Linked DNA regions of Homo sapiens: region 2 is linked to region 1. The links are chromatin contacts, found by Hi-C or POLR2A ChIA-PET in ENCODE. All regions are on one chromosome and are shown on one strand. Each heading gives the region's core, a stretch centred on a gene start or an enhancer-like site at or near the end of the contact. The rest is flanking DNA. Distances are from core to core; before and after follow the strand shown. Region 1 has its middle 29 kb from the start of MIR1976. Region 2 holds the start of NUDC (nuclear distribution C, dynein complex regulator).

Region 1 (5,737 bases), core at 1,060-3,559:
TTGGCCAGGCTGGTCTTGAACTCCTGACCTCGTGATCCACCCGCCTCAGCCTCCCAAAGTGCTGGGATTACAGGCGTGAGCCACTGCACTTGGCCTACAATTTCCATTTTATAACAAGGAAACTGAGGCTAAGGGAGGACACTTGCCCACAATCTCCAAGCAAGGAAGTGGTTCAGCCAGGTTTTGAACCCAGGCCTATCTGGCTCCAAGCTCATGTGTGTCCTACTATTCAACCAACCCTGGTGCACAGGCTAAATATCTTCCCACAGTGACTCAAAAAATCTCACAGTCAGAAGGGCTCTAAAGGCCTTGACTCAACCTCCACCCACTATAGGAATCTCCCACAGATGGTTTCCAATTTCTGTTCGAATACCACCAGTGATGGAGAATCCACCACATCACAAGGCAATCCCCCACACAGTTGGAAAGTTCCTCCACTTTGAACTGAGGGCTTCTGAGTAGCTTCCACTTCTTGTGGGGGGTTCCCACTAACTCCTGGGGACCCAAGGGAGAAATGATTCAACAGAAGCAGGAGAGAGATCTACATGAGCACCCCACCCCCAGTGGAGGTAGTTGCAGGTGGCAGGCAAAGGAGTGGTACTAAGGCTACTCCAAGGAGAGGGAAAGACCCAGAGAAGTGAGCAGGAGGCCCTCGTGGGCCATCATTTCCCAGGGCCTTTGCAGTGGTCCCCACCTTTTCCCTCCCGCCTCAGCTCCTGCCCCACTCATCTGTGAAGGCAGCAGTGGGTAATGGGAACAGGCAGAGCTAGACAGACCCGAGATCATATCCCAGCCCTAATGCTGACCTGCCATGTGACCTTGGGCAAGTTGCTTCACTATTCTGACATTTCAACTGTCAAACAGAGCGATAGTGAGCATTAAAGGAGAGAGTGTTGGCCGGGCATGGTGGCTCATACCTGTATTCCCAGTACTTTGGGAGGCTGAGACTGGCGGATCATTTGAGGCCAGGAGTTTGAGACCAGCCTGGCCAACATGGCGAAACCCCATCTATTCTAAAAATACAAAAAATGAATAAATAATTAGCCAGGCGTGGTGGCAAGTGCCTGTATTCCAGCTACTTGGGAGGCTGAGACACGAGAATCACTTGAACCTGAGATGCAGAGACGGCAGTGAGCCGAGATCGTGCCACTGCACTCTAGCCTGGGTGACAGAGTGAGACTCTGTCTCAAAATAAAATAATAAAATAATAGCCGGGCACAGTGGCTCGCGCCTGTAATCCCAGCACTTTGGGAGGCTGAGGCGGGTGGATCACCTGTGGTCAGGGGTTCGAAACCAGCCTGGCCAACATGGCGAAACCCCATCTCTACTAAAAATACAAAGTTAGCTGGGCATGGTGGCGCATGCCTGTAATCCCAGTTTCTTGGGAGGCTGAGGCGGGAGAATCGCTTGAACCTGGGAAGCAGAGGTTGCAGTGAGCCAAGATTGCACCACTGCACTCCAGTCTGGGCAACAAGAGTGAAACTGTCTCAGAAAAAATAAATAAATAAATAAATAATAAAGAGGAGAGAGCGTGTGAAGTGTGTACGGAGCTGCTCAGTTATAAGCAAACAACATGAGGACGTGGGAAGCAGGCTAGAGTAGTGTGGTTAAGTGCAGACCTGGGATTAAGCTGTCCTGGTTTTGTTAAACTTTTTTTCTTGAGGGACAAACAACCCTGGCTTACAATCCAACTTTGACCACTTGCTTGTGGATCTTGGGCAAGCCATTTAATCTCTCTACCTTGATTTACTCATATGATTCATTTATTTATTTTTTAGAGACAGAGTCTTACTCTGCCTTGTCACCCAGGCTGGAGTGCAGTGGTATGATCATGGCTCACTGTAACCTCGACCTCCCAGGTTCAAGCAATCCTCCCACTTCAGCCTCCTCAGTAGCTTAGACCACAGGCACGGACTAACATGCCTGGCTAATTTTTATTTTATATTTTATTATTTTATTTTTTTGTAGAGCTGGGTTCTCACCATGTTGCCTGGACTGGTCTTGAACTCCTGGGTTCAACTGATCCTCCTGCCTCAGCCTCCCAAAACCTTGCGATTACAGGTCTGAGCCAATACGCCTGGCCTTCTCACCGGTTTAAGTAGAAGGAATCATATCCAGAACCTGGACAGGTCAGCTCATTTAAGCATCCTTGCCCCATGAAAAGAGGGAGCCCTTTCATTATGACCTTTACTCTCTTTCCAGAACCTCTCTCTGAGTTATAACTCATGTTTATGACTCAGTCTGAGACTTCTTTTTATAATTTCCTCTGTTTCTCTTCCCTTCTTCTGCTCCCCACCACCCCCGCCCGCTGTGGGCTGAGTTGAGAAACCGAGGGGTGATGACACATGTTGGAGCTGGGCATGAGGCCTGCACTTAGGATGGGCCTGGGGTCACTCATCCGTTGCAGAATCTTCTTTCCAGACCTGGACTTGGGCAAAGTCATTCCTGCAGTCGTTAGGAAGCTTTTCAGCTACTGGGTCCTTTGTGGGCTTCTGTGAGTGGGGGTTGGAATCAGAAGACACAAATGAGGTCAAATCTCAACAGCAGCCATCACTAACTATATGATCTTGGGCAAGTCACTTGGCCTAAGTCTTATTTCCCTCATCTGCAGACCATCATCAGAGAGTCATGGAGGAGATAAAAAGAAACAATGAGGATAAAGGCTCTGGCAGGAATCCGATCCAGAACAAATGATGGCTGAATTGCAAGAATGCTTGATAGAACCTTCAGGCCTAAGTGAGATGCTCCAGAACCAAGGGATCTTAATTCAGGGCCCATGGCATCCCAGGCATGGGGATATATGTAAAATGACCTGTATATCTTCCTGGGAGGAGAGGGTACAGGGTTTGTCATCAGATTCTCAAAGGAATTCAAGATCTCCTAGATGTTAAGAAACATTTTATCCAGGGGAGCAGATAACACTTTTACTTTTCAAGCATGTAGAACAGCAGTCCTGCCACAGCACTGTGCGATAGTTCTTTCAGTAGACTTAACGTTCCAGGCTGGGCACGGTGGCTCACACCTGTAACCCCAACACTTTGGAAGGCCAAGGTGGGTGGATTGCTTGAGCCCAGGAGTTTGAGACCAGCCTGGGCAACATGGTGAAACCCCCTCTATACCAAAAATACAAAAATATTAGTCAGGCATGGTGGGGTGTGACTGTGGTCCTAGCTATTTGGAAAGCTGAGAAAAGCTGAGGTGGGAGGATCCCTGGAGCCAGGGAAGTTGACGCTGCAGTGAGCTGTGATTGTGCCACTGCACTTCAGCCTGGGTGACAGAGAGAGACTAGGCATTAAAAAAAAAAATTAAATTAAATTTAAAAAACACAAAAATTAAAAACTTATGTTCCAGACACGGAAGATACTAAAATGAGAGCAATTGGCTTCTTGACTTTCTGGAGCATTGAATTTCAGAGAGGTTAATCGATTTAGCCAAGGTCACACAGTGCTGAAGGAAGCCTGATGCTGGAATTGGACCCCCAAGTCTCTGACTGCAAAGTTGGCCACTTTGTGTCTTGATAAAGGAGCCTTCTCAGGGGTCAAGTTCCTTCTGTTGGCTGAGACCAACAAGATCAGCATTCTATAAGGCCTGGGAATGGTCATTGGTTGAGGTCACATTGAGGGCCTCTGCCAGGGAGATGAGTGTGAGCTACCAGCTCACCTCCTGGGGGTGCTGATGAGCTGCCTGTAGATTGACTGGGGTTGTTAATCACCCATGATTCAGGGAGAAGGGGTTATCTTGCTGACTGCAGGCTGACAGACCATGAGGGAGCTCCACGTGTGTATTTATATCAACAATACTGAGGTTTAATTTACATACAACAAAATGCATAGATTGGCCAGGCGTGGTGGCTTAAGCCTGTAATCCCAGCACTTTGGGAGGCCGAGGTGGGCAGATCACCTGAGGTCGGGAGTTCGAGACCAGCCTCAGAAACCCCATCTCTACTGAAAATACAAAATTAGCCAGGCGTGGTGGCGCATGCCTGTAATCCCAGCTACTTAGGAGGCTGAGGCAGGAGAATCGCTTGAACCTGGAAGTGGATGTTGTGGTGAGCCAAGATTATGCCATTGCACTCCAGCCTGGGCAACAAGAGCAAAACTCTGTCTGAAAAAATAATAATAATAAATAAGTAAATTAAAAAATAAAAAATAATAACAATAATAAAATGCATAGATTTTAAATGTACAATTGAATGAGTTTGGACAAACTGATACACCTATGAAACCCACACCACTCTCAAGGTATAGAACGTTTTCATTACACAGAGCATTCCCTGCATCCCCTCTCAATTCCTTCAGAGCCAGAGGCAATCACTGTTCTGATTTTTGTCACCATAAGTTAGTTTTGCCTGTTCTAGAACTCAATAAAAATTGAATCGTCCAGTGTATACTTTTTGTGTCTGACTTTTCCCATTCAACATAGCATCCGTCAAGATTCACCAATCTTGCTGTATGTCAGTAGCTCATTCTCTGTTGTTGCTGAAGTGGTATTCTATTGAATGAAAATGCCATAGTTTAATTCATTCATCTGTTGATGGACATTCTTTTTATCCCCTTGTTTTTGGCTAATATAAACATTTATGTACGAATCTTTGTGTGGACACACGTTTATATTTCTCTTGGGTAAATAGAAGTGGTATTGCTGTGTCACAGGATAGGTGAATGTTTAATTATATAAAAAGTTACTAGGCTGGGTGTGGTGGCTCACCCCTATAATCCAGCACTTTGGGAGGCCAAGGTGGATGGATTGCTTGAGCTCAGGAGTTGAGACAAGCCTTGGCAACATGGTAAAACCCCATTTCTATCAAAAAAAAAAATTAGCCAGGCATGGTGACGAACCTCTAGTCCCTACTACTCAGGGGGCTGAGGTGGGAGAATTGCTTGAGCCCAGCAGGTCAAGACTGCAGTGAGCCATAATCACACCACTGCACTCCAGCCTGGCTGACAGAGTGAGACCCGTCTCAAAAAGAAAAAAAAAATTACTAAATTGTTTTCCAAAACAGTTGTGCCATTTTACACTCCCACCAGGAATGTATTACAGTTCCTGTTGCTTCATACCCTTGCCAGCCTTTGGTATTATTAATCTTTTTTTTTTTTTTTTTGAGACAGAGCTTTTGATCTTGTTGCTCAGGCTGCAGTGCAGTGGCGCGATCTCGGCTCACTGCAACTCCGCCTCTCAGGGTCAAGCAAATCTCCTGCCCCAGCCTCCTGAGTAGCTGGGATTACAGGTGTGCACCACCATACCCTGCCAATTGTTTTGTATTTTCAGTAAAGACAGGGTTTCTCCCTGTTGGCCAGGCTGGTCTTGAACTCCTGAACTCAGGTGATCCACCTGCCTCGGCCTCCCAAAGTGCTGGGATTACAGGTGTGAGCCACCATGCCAGTGATTTTTTTTTTTTTAAGATGGAGTCTTGCTCTGTCACCCAGGCTGGAGTGCAGTGGCACGATCTTGGCTCACTGCAACCTCCACCTCCCAGGTTCAAGTGATTCTTCCACCTCAGCCTCCCAAGCAGCTGGGATTACAGGCATGCACCACCGTGCCCAGCTAATTTTTGTATTTTGAGTAGAGATGGGGTTTCACCATATTAGCCAAGCTGGTCTCAAACTCCTGACCTTGTGATCTGCCCGCCTTGGCCTCCCAAAGTGCTGGGATTACAGGCGTGAGCCACCACGCCCCGCCACACCCTGTGATATTAACTTTAGTCATTCAAGTGGGTATGAAGTGATTTAGCTTTGAG
Region 2 (6,351 bases), core at 2,995-5,494, 340 kb after region 1:
TTTCAGTGAGCTGAGATCATGCCACTGCAGCCTAGACTGGGTGAGACACAGTGAGACTCTTTCTAAAAATACTAATAATAAATAAAAATAAATAAATAAAAGAAACCACCTGGGCATGGTGGCTCACGCCTGTAATCTCAGCACTTTGGGAAGCTGAGGTGGCCGGATCACTTGAGGCCAGGAATTTGAGACCGGCCTGGCCAACATGGTAAAACTGTCTCTACTAAAAATACAAAAATTAGCCAGACATGGTGGTGCATACCTGTAATCCCAGCTACTTGGGAGGCTGAGGCAGGAGAATCGCTTGAACCTGGGAAGCGGAAGTTGCAGTGAGCCAAGATCCCACCACTGCACTCCAGCCTAGGCGACAAGAGTGAGACTGCGTCTCAAAAAAAAAAAAAAGAAGAAGAAACCAGAACTGTTCATTGTTATGAGGGTCACTACTCCCAGTCCTTCCTAGAGCTAATGAATGTGTACACACACACACACACACACACACACATTTACAATTATATTTATTTCTATAATTATACATACTAAACAACATGAATTCAGACTATCATCTCCAATTCCAAGCTCATATCATGGGGTTCATTCTAGTTTTTGCCCCTTGTGTATTTATACTTCCTGTCTTTCACACCGAGGAATCTGGTGTCCATTATTCTTGATTTATCTTTTTTTTTTTTTTTTGAGACAGGGTCATGCTGTATCCCCCAGCTGCTGGAGCGCAGTGGAGTGATCTTGACTCACTGCAACCTCTGCCTCAGGGTTCAAGTGATTCTTTTTTTTTTTTTTTTTTTTGAGACGGAGTCTCACTGTCACCCAGGCCCAGAGGCCCAATCTCGGCTCACTGCAACCTCCGCCTCCCAGGTTCAAACAATTCTCCTGCCTCAGCCTCCTGAGTAGCTGGGACTACAGGCGCCTGCCACCAAGCCCAGCTGATTTTTCGTATTTTTTAGTAGAGATGGGGTTTTACCATTTTGGCCAGGCTGGTCTCGAACTCCTGACCTCATGATCTGCCCGCCTTGGCCTCCCAAAGTGCTGAGATTACAGGCATGAGCCACCGCACCCAGCTTTTTTTTTTTTTTTTTTTGAGATGGAGTTTTGCTCTTCTTGCCCAGGCTGGCGTGCAATGGCACAATCTCGGCTCGCTACAACTTCCACCTCCCAGATTCAAGAGATTCTCCTGCCTCGGCCTCCCAAGTAGCTGGGATTACAGGTTCCCACCACTATGCCTGGCTAAGTTTTTGTATTTTTAGTAGAGATGGGGTTTCACCATGTTAGGCAGGCTGGTCTCGAACTCCCGACCTCAGGTGATCCACCTGCCTCAGCCTCCCAAAGTGATAAGATTACAGGCGTGAGCCACTGCACCCAGCCTAAGTGATTCTTCTACCTCAGCCTCCCGTGTAGCTGGGATTACAGGCGCACACCACCACACCCAACTAATCTTTGTATTTTTAGTAGAGATGGTGTTTCACCATGTTGGCCGGGCTGCTCTTGAACTCTGGGCCTCAAGTGATCCACTTGCCTCGGCCTCCTAAAGTGCTGGGATTACAGGCATGAAATACCACATCCAGCTACTTTTTTTTTTTTTCCTTTGTTTGAGACAGGGTCTGGCTTTGTCACCCACGCTGAAGTGCAGTGGCGTGATCACAGCTCACTGCAGCCTTGACCTCCCAGGCTCAAGTGATTCTCCCATCTCAGCCTTCTGAGTAGCTGGGATTACAGGCTCCCACTGCCATGCCCCGCTAATTTTTTTTTTTATACTTTGAGTTCTAGGGTACATGTGCACAACGTGCAGGTTTGTTACATATGTATACATGTGCCATGTTGGTGTGCTGCACCCATCAACTCGTTATTTAACTCCGCTAATTTTTAAATTGTTTTGTAGAGACAGGGTTTTGCTGTGTTGCTATGTTTTGCAAGTGTTGGGATTACAGGCATGAGCCTCCGCAGTCGGCCTGGATCTGCTTCTTGTTCCACACATAAACTTGTTTCTTTCACTGCTCACATACTTCCAGTTGTCCTGGGAATCATTTATATTGGGATAAGACTTCTGATCCTGTACAGCAAGGGTCATGAGGTACAGCAAATGGTAGGAATATTCCTGGAAGCCCTTTCCACACACCAGGACAGCTCACAATGACTTAACTATACACAAAAGTGACTGCCAGCCACCCAGCTATATCCCACCAAATCAATCCAAACTGAGTGTATTTCCAACTCAACTTCACCTTAGCTGGATCACCAAATCCTCATGGCATCTCTGATATCACCTGATTCAAGGGAAAGTGAGATAGAGTGGGAAGAAATAGTAGTCTTAACCAATTGCAATTTTAGAATTTTGCTTTTGCATGTTAAAAGAAAAAAAAATATGTATTTGACGCTATGAAGACATTGCTGGGGTTGCTCCCAGTGCCTAGGATGGGCCCGTGCAAGTGCAAGGCCCTGCCCTCAAGAGCCCTCAGTCTGAGGGAGAAGACACAGATCAACTCCAGGAATCTCTAATCTAAAGGGAGAAGTCTCTAGTCTGAAGTGGGGAACACGCAATTCCAACCAAAAGAGAAACCTAAAGGAAAAAAGGAAAGAAGAAGGCGTCAACTGTGTCAAATGCACCTGAGAAGTTGAGTAAGATAATAGTGGTTCATTGGCTTTGGCAATATGTAGCACTGTAACCATATCAGAGCCTTTAAAAAATAGACTAGAACAGGCCGGGCGCAGTGGCTCATGCCTGTAATCCTAGCGCGTTGCGAGGCCGAGGCAGGTGGATCACTTGAGGTCAGGAGTTTGAAACGAGCCTGGCCAACATGGTGAAAACCCCTCTACTAAAAATACAAAAAAAAATTAGTTAGGCGTAGTGGTGCCTGTAATCCCAGCTACTTGGGAGGCTGAGAATCACTTAAACCTGGGAGGCAGAGGTTGCAGTGAGCTGAGATCGTGTCACTGCACTCCAGCCTGGGCAACAGAGTGAGACTTGGTCTAAAAAAAAAAAGAAGAATAGATAGACTAGAATATACTGTAGAGAGATGGGAGGTGAGGGAGTAGAAAAACAAGCAAACAAGTTTGCTGCAAATGAGAGCTGAAAATTGGAGAGGTAGCAGCAGAAGAAAGTGGGGCCATGGAATAATAATATAAAAACAGGGCTGGGCATGGTGGCTCACACCTGTAATCCCAGCACTTTGAGAGGCTGAGGCAGGAGGAGTGCTTGAGACCAGGGTTTGAGACTTAGCCTGGGCAACACAGACTCCATCTCTACCAAAAAACAAAAAACAAAAAACAAAAAAAAAAAAACAGCAGGGCGTGGTGATGTGAGCCTGTAGTCCCAGCTACTCTGGAGGCTGAAGTGGGGAAGATGGCTTGAGTCCAGGAGTTCAAGGCTGCCGTAAGCCAAGATGGTGCCACTGCACTCCAGCTTGGGTGACAATGCAAGAACCCCATCTCTAAAAACAAACAAAAAGATATTAAAGCGTGTTTGTAAATTGAAGGGAAGAAGAAAGATATTTGTGATGCATAAGCTAAAAAAAGGGATAATTAACAGGGATAGAGTTCCTGAAAAGACTAAGATGATGAGATTCATTGCACAAGTGGAGGGATTAGCTTGGATGGCTGGGTCCTGTCCCCGCATTAACAGAAGTGAAGGTCAATTTCAGCACCTGTCATAATTTCCTGGGCCCAGTGCAAAATGAAAATGTGGGTCTCCTTATTCCAAAATTATTAAGAATTTCAAGACTATAACAGAAGGCCATGAAATCAAGCGTGGAGCCTTTCTAAGCCTGGGTGCTGTGCGACTGCAATTTGTACTCCCATGAAGCTGGCCCTAGTCAAGTACGCAGTGAGGTCGATGAGGAGGAGGCTGTCCTGTGGTAAGTCCCTTCTAGGATTGGAAGAGATGAGTAAGGCTACTTTCAGCTTCACTGCTCTACAAGCTGGGGGGGTCGCTAGCAAGGGAGAGGGGCAAAACTTGTCCCTTTTTAACTTCCAACCCTGCCAGATTTGAGTCCAGGGCTTTCTAGAAGTCTCCACGGCATCGGGTGACCATAGCAACTCATGCCAAACTCTCGGGCCCACGGCTCCGCCTACCGCTTCGTGGACGCGCTTGTTGATTGGCTCCGAATGTCGACCAATGGTCGGCGAAGCGGGTTGCTTGCCGCACGGTCAATGGCCGCAAACCGGGAGGAAGGCGGGAAGAGAGGAGGTGGAGGCGGGCCTGGGCAGCCGCGCGCGTGCGTGTTTCCGGCTCCGCTGCGGAAGGCGGACGACTAGAGTCGTTGGGCCCGGCGCGACCCGCAGGAGCGTAGAGAGCGCGGGACTAGAGTGCAGAGCTCCGGGACGTGGATCGGAGCCGGCGCGATGGGCGGAGAGCAGGAGGAGGAGCGGTTCGACGGCATGTTGCTGGCCATGGCTCAGCAGCACGAGGGCGGCGTGCAGGAGGTAACGGCCCGCGCGGCGTCGGCCCACCCGGCGGCCTTGGCCACGCTCCTTCCGCCCTTCTCTGCCTTCGAGGGCTGAGACCCACCCCAGCGGCTCGCGGGCTTCTGGGATGCCCCTACATTCTCACTGCGCCCAGCTTCCGGCCTGGCCACCCGCCAGCAGGTCTCACCCGGTTCGCATCAGTCCCGGGCCCCCGGCGCCCCTCAGTAGTAGCAAATTATCGCATCCCTGAGCTTAGGATCCCCCTTTAGTTTCACATATGCCCCCACCCCCGTTTCCACTTTGATGGCGGCTTCCAAGGAGCATCCCTTAGTAAGAACCGTCGCAAATATCGTGATTTGGATCCACCAAGGCTTGGGGCGAGCCGTCGAATGTGTGTGGTAGGGGAGCGGGCTGATGTTAGCACGTGGTCTTGTTAGGCCTTGAATGGGGGAATAGGAGGCCTGTGTTCACGATTAGTTTCCACCACCTACCAACTTGGAACCTTTACATCTCTCCAAGCCTGAGTTTCCTTATCTGTGAGACAGCTGCGAATACCGGTTTCCAGAGAGTAGTTAAGAACCGTAAGTTCTCAGTAATAAGGCTTTTTCATTCAACAAGTATTTGTCGTGTGATTGATGTGTGTCCCACACTCGACAATAAGGGCCAACTGTTACAGATTCTGGAGTTGGTTTTTTTGGAACAAACACAAAGTTAACGGTAGAAAAGTCTGTCAGGATCAGAACTCTCATTCTCAGAGCCAGAGAAGTGGCAAGGATTTGCCTAGATCATGCAACATGGTTCTCACCTAGACAGGTCAGTGTGCTTCCCAGAGTCCATGGCTGATTGTGTCTTACTGGAGGTAGGTTTCCATTGAACTTTCTATTCCTATGTAACCTAGGTGTCTGGTGACCAAGGACTTCTAAGCCCTTTGTGGTGGGGAGAGTGTTTCTCATTTGCAAGTGTGAAAAGCCTTCCTGTCTCCATTCCTCTAAACTGTTCGCACAAAACTGGATTTGGGAGCGAGTTCATTTTTGAGCAAATTGAAAAACTGTCTAGAAGCAAGAACGGAAACCATTGAGATATGTTCTAGCATCAGATTTAATCAGATTTAGACCCACTCTTGGGCAAATAAAGGGTTTGTGTGTGCTGACCTTGAGTCACCACTAGATTGTTTCATTCAGCAAGAATTTTACTGATTATGTACCTTTAGCCATATCTGGTGCCCAGCATTGCAGGTGGCAGACAGACTAAGCCATGGTTCATGGTTCCTATTTGTAAGGTGTTTACCCTCTGCCAGTGGGTCTCTTGCTCTGTGCCATACATTGCTAAAGGCCTCACCTCCTTGACCTCATGATCCTCACCAGGTCCCTAGAAATAGGTACTGCATCTTATTCCTGTTGTACAGAGTTAAGAAACTTCTGCAAAGTCAAAAGGTAATATATGTCCATCTGATACTCAAACCGTTGGCTACACTTGTACTCCAGCCAGAATTAATCCATCTTATCCTCCTTTGAAGTGGCTTCATTTGCTCTCCTCCTTCTTGCTTTGACCCGGTAACTTAGCCAGTGTCTTTTTTTTTGTTTAGACAAGAGTCTCTCACCCAGGCTGGAGTGCGGTGGCACGATCTTGGCTCACTGCAACCTCTGCTTCCCGGGTTCAAGTGATTCTCTGCCTCAGCCTCCCAAGTAGCTGGGATTACAGGTGCCCACCACCTGTAATCTAGCTAATTTTTGTGTTTTTAGTAGAGACGGGGTTTCACCATGTTGGCCAGGCTGGTCTTGAACTCCTGACCTCAAGTGACCCGCCCACCTGAGCCTCCTGAAGTACTGGGATTATAGGTGTGAGCCAGTGTCTTGATGGGCTTTTTACTTTCTGGAGAGGAAAGCTGGGCCCAGGCTTTTCATGCCCTGGATGCAGAGGAGTGTTCCATACGCTTAG

The links. Hi-C counts contacts between places; a loop is a spot of excess contacts on that map. ChIA-PET counts read pairs that join two places held with the same protein, here RNA polymerase II (POLR2A). Pooled maps may share reads with other maps.
Region 2: a pooled map shows a loop between it and region 1 (4-fold over the local background). The contact joins the promoter of NUDC here to the enhancer-like site in region 1. A Hi-C loop is called at or near these places in 5 of 50 pooled maps. POLR2A ChIA-PET finds 5 or more read pairs at or near these places in 2 of 52 experiments (PC-9 and activated CD4-positive, alpha-beta T cell).

What each region holds. Positions count from the first base shown.
Region 1 is chr1:26,580,647-26,586,383 of GRCh38, forward strand. No RefSeq gene overlaps it. Among named protein-coding and RNA genes, the nearest start is that of MIR1976, 29 kb to the left of the region's middle. RefSeq lists an enhancer at 2,290-2,359. Within about 2 kb of position 2,310, at least 4 of the 41 ENCODE cell types and tissues checked have a DNase peak (open chromatin) inside an H3K27ac peak, as active enhancers do.
Region 2 is chr1:26,917,499-26,923,849 of GRCh38, forward strand. NUDC (nuclear distribution C, dynein complex regulator) reads left to right here and starts at 4,245. Exons shown (of 9, transcript NM_006600.4): 1 at 4,245-4,431. The coding sequence starts at 4,351. RefSeq lists silencers at 1,096-1,296, 3,992-4,141 and enhancers at 4,272-4,391, 4,512-5,053.